Linked DNA regions of Homo sapiens: region 1 is linked to region 2. The links are chromatin contacts, found by Hi-C or POLR2A ChIA-PET in ENCODE. All regions are on one chromosome and are shown on one strand. Each heading gives the region's core, a stretch centred on a gene start or an enhancer-like site at or near the end of the contact. The rest is flanking DNA. Distances are from core to core; before and after follow the strand shown. Region 1 overlaps PHF20 (PHD finger protein 20). Region 2 overlaps CPNE1 (copine 1).

The links. Hi-C counts contacts between places; a loop is a spot of excess contacts on that map. ChIA-PET counts read pairs that join two places held with the same protein, here RNA polymerase II (POLR2A). Pooled maps may share reads with other maps.
Region 1: a pooled map shows a loop between it and region 2 (2.1-fold over the local background). The contact joins two enhancer-like sites. A Hi-C loop is called at or near these places in 1 of 37 single-sample maps with no recorded cell type and 5 of 50 pooled maps. POLR2A ChIA-PET finds 5 or more read pairs at or near these places in 7 of 52 experiments (GM10248, H1, MCF 10A and 4 more).

Annotation. Positions count from the first base shown.
Region 1 is chr20:35,904,949-35,909,704 of GRCh38, forward strand. The region is part of intron 10 of PHF20 (PHD finger protein 20); the gene reads left to right. Among named protein-coding and RNA genes, the nearest start is that of SCAND1, 47 kb to the right of the region's middle. RefSeq lists an enhancer at 1,675-2,175. Within about 2 kb of position 2,448, at least 4 of the 41 ENCODE cell types and tissues checked have a DNase peak (open chromatin) inside an H3K27ac peak, as active enhancers do.
Region 2 is chr20:35,657,456-35,662,035 of GRCh38, forward strand. The region is part of intron 1 of CPNE1 (copine 1); the gene reads right to left. RBM12 (RNA binding motif protein 12) reads right to left here. Exons shown (of 3, transcript NM_006047.6): 2 at 1,475-1,559. Among named protein-coding and RNA genes, the nearest start is that of CPNE1, 5.2 kb to the right of the region's middle. Within about 2 kb of position 1,601, at least 3 of the 41 ENCODE cell types and tissues checked have a DNase peak (open chromatin) inside an H3K27ac peak, as active enhancers do.

The DNA of each region.
Region 1 (4,756 bases), core at 1,198-3,697, 250 kb after region 2:
CCGAGTAGCTGGGATTACAGGCGTGCACCACCATGCCTGGCTAATTTTGTATTTTTAGTAGAGACTGGGCTTCTCCGTGTTGGTCAGGCTGGTCTCAAACTCCCGACCTCAGATGATCTGCCTGCCTTGGCCTCCCAAAGTGCTGGGATTACAGAGATGAGCCACCGTGCCTGGCTGATCTCCTCATTTCTAAAGTGATGATGTAGAGCTAGGTATGCATGAGACCAGGCCCTTTCATGTGGGGAGAAAAGCTCATAAACAACGTGAGAAAGCTAAGTTCTGTGTTAGGAACATGTAAAGTGCTGTGGGAACACAGATTCAGATTTTGCCTGTAGGGTAGGAGCTGGACTGTTGAGAGGAGAAGGTGACATTTGAGTTAGGCCTTGCTGTGAATTGAATTGTGTCCTGCCTTCCTCCCTAAAATTCATCTGTTGAAGTCCTAACCCTCAGTGTGATGGTATTTGGCAATAATTAAGTTTAAATGATGTCATGAGGTTGGGGCCTTCATGATGGGATTAGTGGCATTATAGGAAGAGATCAGAGCTCCCCCTATCCCCCCATGTGAGGATGTAGCAAGAAGATGGCCATCTGCAAACTGGGAAGAGGGGCCTCACTGGGAACCAAATAGTCTGGCACCTTGATCTTGTAGTTTCCAACCTCCAGAACTGTGAGAAAGAAATATCTGTTGTTTAAGCCACATATAACATAATGTTTTGTTATAACAGCCTGAGCAGACTAACCCACGCCTTAAGGAGTGAGGCTAGATAGGAATTGGACCAGAAGCCGGGAAGAGGAAAAGCATCCCTGTGCCAGGAATAGGCATAGCAAGGGTTCAGAGGCATCAAGGGGAATAAACCAATCATCTGTCCCTAAGGTGCCCCTTCTGATGCCAGCCTTCTGTAATCCTGTCACTCATATGGTTCTTCTGCTCTCAGCCAAGCCTTTAGTTGCAAAATGAATTTAGAAGGTCAGTTTAGATTTGCTTTTCCAAATGAGGTTTCTCAGTATACCAGAGTCACTTAATAAATTCTCTTCCAGTAGCCAGCTCAGGCTCCCTTGGGTTTCTTTCTACTTAGGTGAGTTCAGTCCTGAATACAGGTTAGGCTCAGAAAGAATTTTCTAGTGTCAAAGAGGGCCTCTCCTGTGCTTATTATTACTTATTGCTACATCTGTTTGAGTCGTGCTCTCACCCTGGGTAAACCTCAGTTTTAGGCCAAAGTGAGCCTTGGGGCACTGGAGTGGGCACCTCTTCATTGCCATCCACACCTTTTCTCATGGGACTACACTGGCCTTATCGCAGGAACATGTCCTCCTCCCCTTAAAACAAAAAGAGCAGTGTGAGCTTAATTAGAATATGGATTATAGTGCCATAACAGAGAGAACAACATAGCTGGCTAAAATCAGAGAAGTTTATTTCCCTCTCAGGATGAACTGCAAGTTACCCATGGTGGCTGTGCTCAGGCTCTGAAGGTCCCCGGGCCTTGCTTTCTCCCCATTGTTCCACCAGGCTCTAAAGGTCCCTGGGCCTTGCTTTCTCCCCGTTTTTCCACCAGGATCTGAAGGTCCCTGGGCCTTGCTTTCTCCCCGTTGTTCCACCAGGCTCTGAAGGTTCCTGGGCCTTGCTTTCTCCCCGTTGTTGCCCCAGGTGCTGCTCTTCTTTGGTGTCCAAAATGGCTCCCTGCCTTGCTTATCTTTCAGCTGCTGGGAAGGGAAGTGAAGGGAAAGTATGCTCCTTTCTTTTAAGGCACAACCCAGAAGTGCCACACATCACTTCTTGTATCCGATAGGCAGAACATCTGCCACCCCTCTCTCAAGGGAACATGGAACATGAACTCTTCCTATGGAAGAAGTGGAGAAATAGTGTTGGGAAGGGCACTGCAGCCTTTACCACATGAGCTAAGAAGAATGCAGGGCTTGAGGAGGGAGGGGTTATTGGAGGGCCATCCTGGGTTGGTATCTGGGTGGGACTCATGGTAGGGGACTGATAGGAGATGAGATTGGGAAGGTAGACATGGTGAAATGACAGTGGCAGACCCTGACTACCACTTCTCTGATAGGCAGAGAGAACCCCTCCAAGCCCATATCTGCTTCTGTCTGCCCTTGAGCTACCACCCCCTTGTGCAGATCAGAACATGCTCTGGTCAGTGCTTGTCCCAGCCTCGTGGCTGAGCTCTGTGGTGTACAAGCAGTTACCCCATAGGTGGTGGTGATGCTATTCTTTTCCCTCCTGGAAGCGGCGGTCTGATGACAGTTGTCCCTCTGCTCTCATAAATCAGTGACTGGATGGAATACTCAAGAGTCAGCTGTATGGAGGAGCAAGAGGGCCTCTGGTATTTCTCCTGATGGACACCTGCAGCTTGGGGAGAGGACAAGTGGCCATCCTGGAGGAAAGCCTCACCCTGCTTAGGTGACAAGCTGCTCTCTGATCCAGAGCCTGGCAGGAAGTCACTCTTTGTCCAACCTAGTCAGGGCAGCCGGGAGGAAGCTCCACAGCCAGTACATGCTCTGTGGGTCATGGAACAATTGGTAAAGCTGTCCAGAGAGAGAGTTGACAGCAGACCAGCGACCAGCACTGCTTTCCAGGGAAAGAATATTGCAAGCAAGATAATAACAGCTGACATTTGAGTACTTCATGTGCTGGGCGCTGTTCCAAGTTCGTTACTTGTATTGTCTTATTTAGTTATCAGAACAAACCCTCTGAGGTGGGTGCTGTTATGCCTAATTTATGCAGTTATTCCACTGTGGTCTCAGAGTGTGGTTGATATGATTTCAATGATTTGAATTCACTGATACTTGGTTTATGGCCAAGCATGTGGTCAATTTTAGATTATTTGCCATTTGCAGATGGGTGGAATGTATAGTTTGTCATTGCTGGATTTAAGTCCAGTATTTCTTTGTTTTTTGCCTCGATGATCTTTCTAATGCTGTGTCAGAGGGGTGTTGAAGTCCCCCACTAAAATTATGTGACTAAGTCTTTCTTTAGGTCTGGAAGTACTTGTTTTAAGAATTTGGATGCTCTAATGTTGGCATATTAGGCATCTATAATGCCTAATTTATAGATTAGAAACTAAGGTGCAGATGAGATGGATTAATTTGAACCAATATTTACAGCTCTAGCAGGTGGTGGAGCCATGATTTGAATCTGTTGTGAAGCCCATACTCTCACTTTGAGGCTCTGCTGTCTTTTATGATTCCAGGGAAGAGTGCCTGTCCCAGGCCCTGGAGTGGGAGATAGGAGTGCCTCCCTGCAGGAGACTTCCTGTGCACCTGGCAGTCTGGGGATTTCTGCCTGTTGTCACCTTGTCTACTCCTGTTCCTCAGGGACTCACCTGCCTTAGCTCAGTCCTTGCTGGGCAATTCTCTGTGTCTTTTCTAGGGCCTGCAAGTTCTGCCACTGGAGTTTACAAATGACCACTATCTTTAGCCAGATAACCAGGTATGCCCTAGCATTGGGCAGTTTTCCTCTACATCTTGCCCTCTCTGTCTCAAGGATTTAGGACCTAGATTATGTTGCTGCTTCAGGCAGTTCTGCTGCTGACAAGATAAATTCTGTTAGCATTTCACTAAGCTGATGGGTATAATTACTTTAGTTGGAGGTCACTAAAACCTGAATTTACAAATAAAAACTGGATCAGGGAGCAGTCTGTGTGTGTGTTGTGGAGGAGTGTGGGTGAAGGTACAACAGATAATATCCCTCCTTTGCTGAGATCCTTCCAGTGGCTCCCTAAATCACTCATAGTAAAAGCCAACTTCCTCACAGGGCCCTTCATCATGTTCTGCTGCTAGCCTCCATCTGCTTCTTTCCCTTACTCAACCTAATTCTAATTTCAGTTCCATTGGAGCCATACAGATCTCCTTGCTATTTCTTTATTTCAAATTCCAGTTATTCATTGCTGGCATATAGAAAAGCAATAGATTGTTGTATATTAACTTTGTGTCTTGTAACCTTGCTGTAAGTGCTGTTCTGGCAGTCTTTGTTTTGATCAATTCTTTGGGATATTCTACATAGACAGATCATCTGCAAACAAAGATAGTGTTATTTCTTCCATTTCAATCTGTAGAGCTTTTATTTCCTTTTCTGGCTTATTCCACTCGCTAAGATTTCCAGTAAAATGTTGAATAGGAGTAGAGAGAGAGGCACCTTGCTTTGTTCCTGATCTTAAGGGGAAAGCATCCAATTTCTTACCATTAAGTATGAAGTTGGCTGCAAAGAAGTTCTTTATCCAGTTGAGGAAATTCCCTCCTATTCATAGTTTGCTGCCCCATCAGCTTTTTAGGTTGGTGCAAAAGTAATTGTGGTTTTTGCTGTGACTTTCAGTGGCAAAAACAGCAATTCTTTTGCACCAACTGAATAGAATGTAGCTCTGTGAGGGACAGGGGGTGTTATCTGTCTTTGTTCATTGCAATATCCCTCCTCCCTAGAATGTGCCTGGAACATAGTATATGCATGGTATCTGTTGCCTAAATGAATTGAAACCATGGCTAATAATACGGTGGTAGTCAAACTGTGTAAAAATGAGTTTTGTTTTTATGTTTGGGGAAGACCCTGTTCTCAGGATCAATGAAAAGTAAAAATGACTGATAGCTTTTTTGAAATTCAGAAGGCATCTGACCATGTTTTGCCAGTCTGCTGTCTTTGGGCCTTGGGTTTTTGGTTTTAAAAATGAGTGCTTTTACAAATTGGTCTAAGTTCTCTCCAGCTTTCATGTTTGTTGACTTTCTTTCTAGTTGCAGGGTATTTTAAAAGTTAAGGAGC
Region 2 (4,580 bases), core at 351-2,850:
AAAACAACTTGAGAGAGAGAGAGAGACTAGTTTGCACTGGGACAATCAAACAGAAACTTGATATAGTCCCAAGAACACAAAAATTAAACACAGGGCTAAAGTGACATACACAGTTAAGTCTTCAAGCCATTTTCTGTTAAGAGCAGGGATTTACTGAAAGTTTGTACAAGGTACACATGAGAATATGCTATTGAAAATCTGCCTCAGATTACCAGCTGGAAAGGGCTGAATATTAAACCAAAGTGGAATACAAGATTTATTCATAAAGCCATCTGATGAGAAAAATTGTTTCTAGCTTCCAAAAAATATGAAATAATATCCGCAGCCAGGTGCGGTGGCTCACACCTGTAACCCCAGCACTTTGGGAGGATGAGGTGGGTGGATCACCCGAGGTCAGGAGTTCAAGACCAGCCTGGCCAACAAGGTGAAACCCCGTCTCTACTAAAAACACAAAAAATTAGCTGGGCATGGTGGCAGGTGCCTGTAATCCCAGCTACTAGGGAGGCTGAGGCAGAAGAATCACTTGAACCCGGGAGGCAGAGATCACGCCACTGCACTCCAGCCTGGGCAACAAGAGCGAAACTCTGTCTCAAAAAGAAATAAATAAATAAAACAAATAAAAATTTAAAAAAAAATTTAAAAAAGTATCTGCTTTTCTGTTACTAAGTAACTGTTTGACAGCTAAGTCATTTCAACCTAACTTGGGCCTATCTTAGTTACTTAAACAAGAGGGTTAGATTCCACTTGCTAAGGTTCCATTTAAAGTCTAAAATTTGTACTCTAAAACATGTGACCCATTATCTATACTTAAACTCTTAGGAAATATAAATAAACATATCAATAACAAGCATCTGTATTTGTAATTAGTCTAAAATGCTACTAAGGAATAAAACTTACTGCCTATCAGGAAAATCACAAGATAAATAGATCCATATAAATGAAATTGACCCCCAAAGGAACAACTGTTCAAAGCACCCATCTACCCCACCCCTATCCCTCAGATAAACTTGTAAAAAACCACACCGGCCTGGGTGGCGGCTCATGCCTGTAATCCCAGCACTTTGGGAGGCTAAGGCAGGTGGATCACAAGGTCAGGAGTTCAAGACCAGCCTGGCCAAGAGGATAAAACCCCATCTCTACTAAAAATACAAAAAAATTAGCCGGGTATGGTGGCAGGCGCCTGTAATCCCAGCTATTCGGGAGGCTGAGGCAGAGAAGTGCTTGAACCCGGGAGGCGGAGGTTGCAGTGAGCCGAGATGGCACCACTGCACTCCAGCCTGGGCAACAGAGTCTAGCCTGGGCAACTGAGCAAGACTCCGTCTCAAAACAAAAAACAAGCAAACAAAAACACACACACACACACACACACACACACACACACACAATATAGTTGCTACATATATTTTCATATTTCTTAATAAGCTATCTCATTTTATTTTGTATAAAAACGAACTCTCTATTCAAAATCTCTTACCTGATAAAACAAGAGATGAATTTCCTTAACAAGAAGTAGAGGCCAAGTCAATCCTGTGGGCAACCAATTAAAACCAACTTTTAGACTGCAATAGAGAATAAACGGAGGCAAAAATCAATGCAGGAAACACAAAACAACACGCACAGGCCACACTGTACATTACGAAGGCGAGTCTGAAACCACCAGAGTACTTCATTAGAATGCATATCAAAAAAAAAAAAAAAAAGAAAGACACCGTAACAAAATCCCACACATGCTTTTTAGTTGGTATTGCTTTCAAATTTGAGTATCTCAAAATAATTATATATTTACAAGAGTGTCATTAACTTAGCCCAATAACGAATCCACTGAAAATTAAAACAGTCATAAAGCTCAGCTTCACAGCTAATTGCTTTGATCACTTTATAATTAAACCAGTCCAGAAAACTCCGTAACACAAGTCTATTTCCCCAGGTTCTCACCAAATTTGTGATGAAAAGGCACAAGTTCGCACAATAACAATTCTTGGACAACTTAAGATAGCAATTCAAGGGTACTCATGGAAATTACTGCAATTATTCTTTCAATATATTTTATTTTGCACAAAATAGCATCCAACATCACAAAACAAATGAAGTATGAGTTCTTGCTATAAGGACTAATTCCACTGGAGCTCAAAATATTAACAAAATATTAAGGGAAAGTGTTTTTTCCTCTGACATCACAACAGTTCTCAAAAACTTGTAAAATTTAAATAAATAAAATAAAATAAAATTTAAAAACACCCTAAAAATGCCTGACATATTAAGAGTATATCCCAAAATAAAAACAGGTCACTCATCTTTCACTGTCATTTCTTCCAAACTGGTGAGGTTATTAACAAGTCACAAGCATATATGACCAAATGTCTAGACAACTATATTCAAAGGTCATTTTTTGCTTTTTATTTTTTTTCAAAGGTCATGTTTTAATTCGGAGAGAGAAGAAATTTGCCACTGTTCAGTATTAAGATTACCTACGACTACTTTTCCAAATGATGCTCATCTTAAATTAGTATCTTCCAAGACCAAAATACAACTAATGACCTTAATATTCATCGCCAAAAAGTAAAACATATTTCAAAAATCTGTGTGATTTTCTAAAGGACAAACTATTCATCGTCTAGTCAACTACTCAAGTTGCTAAAGAATAGTGAGATGGTTTTACCACAAAAAGCTATGCAAATATGTAATCAACACAATCAAAAGTCTAGAGCATTGTATTAATCTTTTACATGTTGTAGAAATCTAGCCTCTTTTTTTTTTCTTTTTTTGAGACAGGGTATCGCTCTGTCGCCCAGGCTAGAGTGCAGTGGCGCGATCTAGGCTCATTAGGCTCATTGCAACCTCCGCCTCCCTGGGTTCAAGCTATTCTCATGCCTCAGCCTCTGGAGTAGCTGGGACTGACTACAGGCTTGCGCCACCACCCGCAGCTTATTTTTGTATTTTTAGTAGAGACAGGGGTTTCATTATGTTACCCAGGCTGGTCTCTTAACTCCTCACCTCAAGTGATCCACCCGCCTCAGCCTCCCAAAGTGCTGAGATTACAGGTGTGAGCCACCACGCCTGGCCTAGCCTAACTAAGTCTAAGGAGTTTAAAAATTCTTCATTTGAAAGCCATATCTAGTAGTTTAACAGGTCACAAAGGAAAATGTGAAACAGAAAAAAACCTGCTTCAAGTAAAGCAATGAGCAAGAGCATGAAGTACTGTAATATTTATGTACAGGTTTGACTCCAGCAGCCACATAACAGGGTAACTTTCTAGTTTCTAGAACTTGTAATAAACATCTGATCCCTACTGGAGATTCCAATTCAAAAGGTCAGGTATGGGGCCAGGGCATATGCCTGAATATAAGGTAAGAAGGTTCCTCTCAGCCTCTTCCCTTGCAAACTCAAAAGATACCGTATGTCTATCTTGAGAAGGACATATCTGGGGTCAGCCAGTTAAGCTCAAAGGGAACTCACCAGGTCTACTCTCAAAAATTTCTAAAAGGTTACCAGAAATTACCTTTAAAAGGAAGATATTTCTCATTCCACAAGGCAAGGCTGAAAGGCCCAGCTGAATTTGACAAATGCCTAGTTCAAGTTTTATGTGTACAACTTAAAGCACAAAATCAATCCAGATAGAAATTTATGATTCTCTTCTATTTCAGCAAAGAGGAATACCCACCCCACCCCATACCAAGGAAAACCATGCAGAAAGTTGATGCTACAAGTCAGAACTTCACAACCCTTGGTATTATACCTCTTCAAAAGGGAAAGGTAAATGGAAATAGAACTGAAATACTTCTGTGTTGACACCTCACTTTGTAAAAACCACAAGAATTTAACATAAGTGTCACTGTTTTCCAGGAAACTACTATTCCTGTATTCTAAATGTCAGCTAGCGACTGAATGCAGGATTTCAAAAATCCACGCCATTTACCTAAAGCTTTGCTGAACTTTAGAAGGATAAGACTAAAATAATAACTAAACAATAAAACATCTAAAATACATATTCTATCTATACATACAGCATAATGATAGGAAAGGAGAAAATGGGCCTGATTTGTCATTAAAGCCACTGATATACTTCAGAAGATCTAAAACAAGAAGCTGGCTTTAGTATGTTTTCCATTCATATTATCAGGAATTAGTCCTAACATAAAGGCTTGCTTCAACTTGACAAAATACCGGATGCATGCACAAATCACAAGTATCTGCTACAAAAATTTAACATATTATGGCAAGACAGACTTTCGTATTTACTAGCCATTCTAATCACTTGGAATTTCAGAAAAAAATGTCTGACAACAAATCTCTTCATCAAGAAGTCAAGGCACAAACTAAAACGACTATTTTCACTCTTCATCTGGTAGTAAACATCCAAAAGTGAACTTTAACTTTGTTCAGTTATCACTCTTTAATCAACAAGAACCAGGGTACAGCAGAGCTAGGTTCTTCAGATCCAAAAGAAACAAACTCTCAAATGTTCACCTCAGAGATTAGCAACAGAGAACCAATCACAACGGGCACAATGCTAAAAACAGTATAATCACATTATAATAAACATTATGAAACAACCACAGTTTCAGCCACTTGATTTTGTT